Linked DNA regions of Homo sapiens: region 2 is linked to region 1. The links are chromatin contacts, found by Hi-C or POLR2A ChIA-PET in ENCODE. All regions are on one chromosome and are shown on one strand. The core of a region is the stretch at or near the end of the contact, and the rest is flanking DNA. Distances in the headings are between cores, read along the strand shown.

What was found. A loop is a pair of places that touch in the nucleus more often than their neighbours do. ChIA-PET counts read pairs that join two places held with the same protein, here RNA polymerase II (POLR2A). Pooled maps may share reads with other maps.
Region 2: a pooled map shows a loop between it and region 1 (6-fold over the local background). The contact joins two enhancer-like sites. A Hi-C loop is called at or near these places in 8 of 50 pooled maps. POLR2A ChIA-PET finds 5 or more read pairs at or near these places in 3 of 52 experiments (GM10248, OCI-LY7 and Panc1).

Annotation. Positions count from the first base shown.
Region 1 is chrX:136,924,195-136,927,233 of GRCh38, forward strand. No RefSeq gene overlaps it. Among named protein-coding and RNA genes, the nearest start is that of RBMX, 45 kb to the left of the region's middle. RefSeq lists an enhancer at 1,024-1,163. Within about 2 kb of position 1,422, at least 2 of the 41 ENCODE cell types and tissues checked have a DNase peak (open chromatin) inside an H3K27ac peak, as active enhancers do.
Region 2 is chrX:136,746,211-136,749,023 of GRCh38, forward strand. It overlaps ARHGEF6 (Rac/Cdc42 guanine nucleotide exchange factor 6), which reads right to left. Exons shown (of 22, transcript NM_004840.3): 3 at 1,298-1,382. Among named protein-coding and RNA genes, the nearest start is that of ARHGEF6, 33 kb to the right of the region's middle. Within about 2 kb of position 1,506, at least 3 of the 41 ENCODE cell types and tissues checked have a DNase peak (open chromatin) inside an H3K27ac peak, as active enhancers do.

The sequences.
Region 1 (3,039 bases), core at 172-2,671:
ATTGTAACTTTTATACTAATCACTTCCTTGAGTTTCTTTTGTAGTTTCACCACCTAAATATACTTCCCTAGACACTATATTTTATTTTTATATTTGAGATGGAGTCTTGCTCTGTTGCCCAGGCTGGAGTGCAGTGGCGCGATCTCGGTTCATGCAACTTCCACCTTCTGGGTTCAAGTGATTCTCCTGCCTCAGACTCCCAAATAGCTGGGATTACAGGCGCACACCACCGTGCCTGGCTGATTTTCATATTTTTAGTAGAGATGGAGTTTTACCAGGTTGGCCAGGCTGCTCTTGAACTCCTGACCTCAGATGATCTGCCCACCTTGGCCTCTCAAAGTGCTGGGAATACAGGTGTGAGCCACCACGCCTAGCCACAGTATAGTTTAAACTTGACTTTTTATATGTCTTTTGTCAACATTTTACTATGAGCATTTTCAAACAGAAAACTTGGGTGGGCCAGGCGCAGTGGCTCACGCCTATAATCGCAGCACTTTGGGAGGCTAAGGTGGGAGGATCGTTTGTGCCCAGGAGTTGGAGATCAGCCAGGGCAATATTGCAAGACCCCATCTCTCCAAAAAGTTTTTAAAAATTGGTGCATGGTGGCATGCATCCGTAGTCCCAGCTACTCAGGAGGCTGAGGTGGGAGGATCGCTTGAGCCCAGGAGGCTGAGGCTACAGTGAGCTGTGATAGCACAACTGCACCCCAGTCTGGGTGATAGAGTGATACCCTGTCTCAAAAAAAAAAAAAAAAAAAATAGAATTATATAGTGGACACTCATCTATCCAACATTTATATTCTGCAATTACCATTTTGCTCTATTTGATTTATCACATATCTGTCCATCCCTGTATCATTCAATCCAATCCATTGTGCATGTTCCTGTGTCCTATATTTCCTGCAAATTGGCAGCTGGATCCAGTGGCTTGATCAGATTCAGGTTTGGCTTCTTTGAGAAGGTGAGGTGGCAGTTGTGTTCTTTCATCAGGAGGCACATGATTTTTTTTGTCTCTCTTTTTTGTTGTGATACCTGGGTTCATTCATTCATTAGGGGCTGCAGCATGCTGAAAGAAAACAGAAGCCTGTGGAGTGAGCCAAGATCAACCAGGAAATAAACCCTTTCCCTTGCGATGTCTCTCCAGCGCCCTCTACTGACAAACCTGCTTTAGTGCCAGTTTGTAGAGGTAAACTATTTAAAGGGTCTGAATTATTTTCATGGGGGGCAAAACTCATGAATTTGGAGCTGAGAGGCAATATATCAATAACAGACACACCTTACACGCATGTACGGACCAGATAAGGAAAACTCTACATATTTCCAGAAACTTATCTGTGTGCAGCTCTGTTCTCTCTGGTCCTCTGCTCCATGAATTCTAGTGCCTTTGGCCTCCCTGGACTTTGAACTTTGTTTTCTCAACCCTAGGAGACTGCAGGGCTGTGCATGGATACCTTTTCCCTGTGTCACAGCCTGGAAATTTTATCTAGGAAGTAAGCTGGAGGCAATAGTAGGGCTTATCTTATTTGTTCCCCTTCCCTAGGTGATCACTCTTATATTTCTTGTCCAATGTTTGGAAACTGTTGCTTTACATATTTTACTCATTTTTAAAGTTGTGTAAGTAGGAGGGTAAATCTGGTCTTTGTTATTCTACCATGTCTTGGGCCAAGAAGGAAGTCCCACCTCCTTATTTTCTTTTTTAAGAAACATATTTTTATTTATTTATTTATTTATTTATTGAGATGGAATTTCGCTCTTGTCGCCCAGGCTGGAGTGCATTGGCACAATCTCAGCTCACTGCAACCTCTGCCTCCCAGGTTCAAGTGATTCTCCTGACTCTGCCTCCAGAGTAGCTGGGACTACAGGCACCTGCCACCATGCATGGCTAATTTTTGTATTTTTGGTAGAGATGGGGTTTCGCCATGTTGGCCAGGCTGATCTCGAGCTCCCGACCTCAGGTCATCCACCTGCCTTGGCCTCCCAAAGTGCTGGGATTACTGGCGTGAACTACTGTTCCCGGCCTGTTTTATTTTTAATTTTAATTTTTACTTTTAAAGTTGACAAAGTGTTTATATTTACGGTGTACAACATGCTGTTTTGATATATGCTTGCATTGTGGAATGACTGAATCAGGCCACCTTTTTTTTTTTTTTTTTTTTTTGAGACAGAGTTTCACTCTTGTTGCCCAGGCTGGAGTGCAGTGGCGCAATCTTGGCTCACCGCAACCTCCACCTCCTGGGTTCAAGCGATTCTCCGGCATCAGCCTCTTGAGTAGCTGGAATTACAGACATGTGCCACCATGCTTGGCTTATTTTGTATTTTTAGTAGAGACGGGTTTGTCCACGTTGGTCAGGTTGGTCTTGAACTCTTGACCTCAGGTGATCTGCCTGCCTCTGCCTCCCAAAGTGTTGGGATTATAGGCGTGAGCCACCGTGTCCGGCCTTGCTTTCTTTTTGTATGCATTTGCTTGGTATAACTTTGCTTATCCTTCTATTTTTAAGTTTTCAGAATCTCTTTGTTTTAGATATGTCTCTTGTGTACAACATATTGTTTGTTTGTTTTTGAGACCGAGTCTTGCTCTGTCACCTAGGTTGGAGTGCAATGCCATGATCTTGGCTCACTGCAACCTCTGCCTCCTGTGTACAAGCAATTCTCCTGCCTCAGCCTCCCAAGTAGCTGGAATTACAGGCATGCGCCATCACACCTGGCTAATTTTTGTTTTTTTAGTAGAAACGAGGTTTCACCATATTGGTCAGGCTGGTCTCGAACTCCTGACCTTTTGATCCACCCGCCTCGGCCTCCCAAAGTGCTGGGATTACAGGCGTGAGCCACCACACTCAGCCTATGTCTACACTTTTTATTTATTTTTTAATTTTACTATTATTTTTTGACAGAGTCTCGCTTTGTTGCCCAGGCTGGAGTGCAGTGGCACAATCTTGGCTCACTGCAACCTCCACCTCTGGATTCAAGTGATTCTCCTGCCTCAGCCTCTCAAGTAGCTGGGATTACAGGCATGCGCCACCATGCCCAGCTAATTTTGTAT
Region 2 (2,813 bases), core at 256-2,755, 180 kb before region 1:
GGAGAGTTTGGCAAAGGAACGTATAATTTGTGTGGCATAATGTTAGAATTACACGATCCTCCCTGACTAGAACTGGATAGTTGTCATGTGTGTTAAATATAGTTACTTGAATTAGCTGTACTTTCAGCTATACGCCTTGCAATAGCTCAAAAGCATTTTTTTTTCCAAATAGCAAAAGAACAACTTTGGAGAAGTATTTTTACTTGTATTGCTATTATATACAGCTCTTTTGACAAAAACTATAATTACTCGATAGCTTCCTAGATGCTCTAACCTATTTGGCACTTGATTATATTGTCTGCTCTTGTCCTCTAATTGTTTCACGTGGGTAAGTTGAGTCTCCTTAAATAGACAGTAATTTTCTCAAAGGCAGGGACCATAGCTTTGACATTTTTTGTAGCACCTGGCGATGCTGGGCACACAGCCTCTTGACTCTACAACAGTTTGAGCAGCAAGCCTCGTGCTTGGGCATAAGGGCTCTGTAGTCATTCAGATGTGGGTCTGAATCCCAACTCAGCGACTAACTTTCTAGTTGGGCAACTGTTGGCCTGACTTTCCTTATCTGTAATATGGACCTAATAATAATAATACCTACCCCCAGTGTTGTTTCAAGGATTGGATGAGATCACCTGTGGCTCTTATGACAGCCTAGATCCAGGGCAAGAGCTCAAAGCATTTTAAGTATGATTATTACTATTCAGCTGTTGGTAAAATATACCAGGGAAGGAGTGAAGCTACATTCTAAGTGTATCATCATTTTCTTCACATTTACTAGCATTTATATTTAATACCTCTAGTGTGGTAGGTGTTAAACATTTAAATAAAAGATATTATTTTCACTCCCTATGACCCCAAGATTTCATTTTTGGTGCAAGGCTACTGAGGGGTTCCTTTACATGGACAAAGGCATACATAAAACAATGAGAAAAATATGTCTCTAGTGGGGAAAGGGAAGTGACGGCTGTATTTTGTAAACTCTATGAAAAAGGGAACTGGTCTTTCCTTTTTCTTCTCTGTTTTGTTATACTCAGTTGGTGATTCAGAGCTTTGAATGGAATAGTTTCTTAGTTCTTATCATTATATTAAGGGCATTAGAATAACATCTATGATAGGTATATTTTAAATCCTAAGCCATGAAAAATTCAAGCATTTGACATTTGTTGGGGTGTATTTGGGGGAGCAAGGGGAAAATTTGCATCACGAGAACAATCCTGGCCAGAGTTGGCTCCTAGGGTAATCACAAACACATGGATTCAAAAATGTCACCCAGAACATATAAATCACAAGCCCGGCTTACCTTCTGTTGCTTTGTTGACAGCTAAAAGAGTACTCAGTACCTTGGAGAAATTGACCCCTGAATAAAGGTCATCAGGATCAAATATCTATGAGAAAGGAAAATTGAAACCGTAAGACACTACAAGTATTCAACTCAACAAACAAAACTATCAAAAGGCCACTTCCTCCAGCTCTCCGGAAAAAAAAAAAAAAAAAAAAAGTGTAGAAGCCAAGACACAAACCTCCATATACCTTTGGGAGAAATGAGAGCAGCAGTTGAGCCGCCTAATGACATGTGGCAGGCCATCAGTGAGTCAGAGCAAAGCAGTAATGGGAAATGAGAGCCAAGCTGAGAAGGCAGCGCCCACCAGGAAATAAACAGTGCATACTCAGACCCACTCTTCTGGCCTGAATGTATCAATAGTTTCAGCCCAGTTACAGGAAGCTCATATGCATGGGTTACAATCAATGCCCATCACCTACATAATGTCCTCGACAGTCCATAAATAAGGAGGTGGAGCCTTTTTGACATGGTTGCATCTGTACAGTTTATTAGCTGTGCCTAGTTGAGTCACTGTCAAAAGTGCCTTTTTCTCTGCTCTCCTTCCTCCCAACTGCCACCCGCTGCATCCCAACTGCCTAGGATCCCAATTCCATGTTGCCCAAACTTTCTGCCCAGGTCTGCCTTTTGCTCCCAGCTTCAGTTCTGTTTCTGCTGTTTGACCTTGCCCCTCTCAGCTCATCATGAATTCAAGTATTTGCCTGCCTGGGCCTATGGGCTCTTCCTGGCTTTAGATGACTTTCCCAAATATGACCTCTGGCCTGTCTAATACTACTCAACTCTTGGCAAAAAACACATTAAGGAAATACATTTCACTTTACCAGTCAACTGTCAATCTGATATGCTATTGTCCCCAGTGAAGATACCAATCAGATGTTGTTTTCAATACAATTTACCTGTTACCTTTGAAATGTAGTCAGTGTGTTAAAATATATTGAGTCTCAAATATGTATATTTGAAATTAGAAGTGTTCTCATGCACAGGTACAATCTATTAATTTGCCAGCCAACAATGTAAGTATGCATATCTGAAGGTAACCAGATGCCCACCTTCTGGATGGAAATGCCCCTTCTAAAAACATTTTGTTCCAGGATGTCTAGAAGTCTCTTAAAGAAAACAGATTGCATCATTTTTTCCCCAAATGTGGTGATGGAAATAAAATGTACCTTTTCATATGGGACATGATTGGTAATGGGCATAGGATTTTAAAGGGTCTGTCTTCCCATTAGGTAGAGCCATTTGTTCCATTTTTAAGCTGCATATTTTCTGGGAACCATATCAAGACAAATTTCTATCTTTTTTGTACATGTTCTTGAAAACCTATAATCTGTTTTTAGAGTGAAAATATATAATATCAATTTTTCACGTTTTGGGGGGTCAATAAAGATACATGCAAATGCAAACCTACACAAGTCTGCCTATTCTAGGATTCACTGCTTTATTCATTTAATCAATGAATATTTTGCATTCAAAGTTA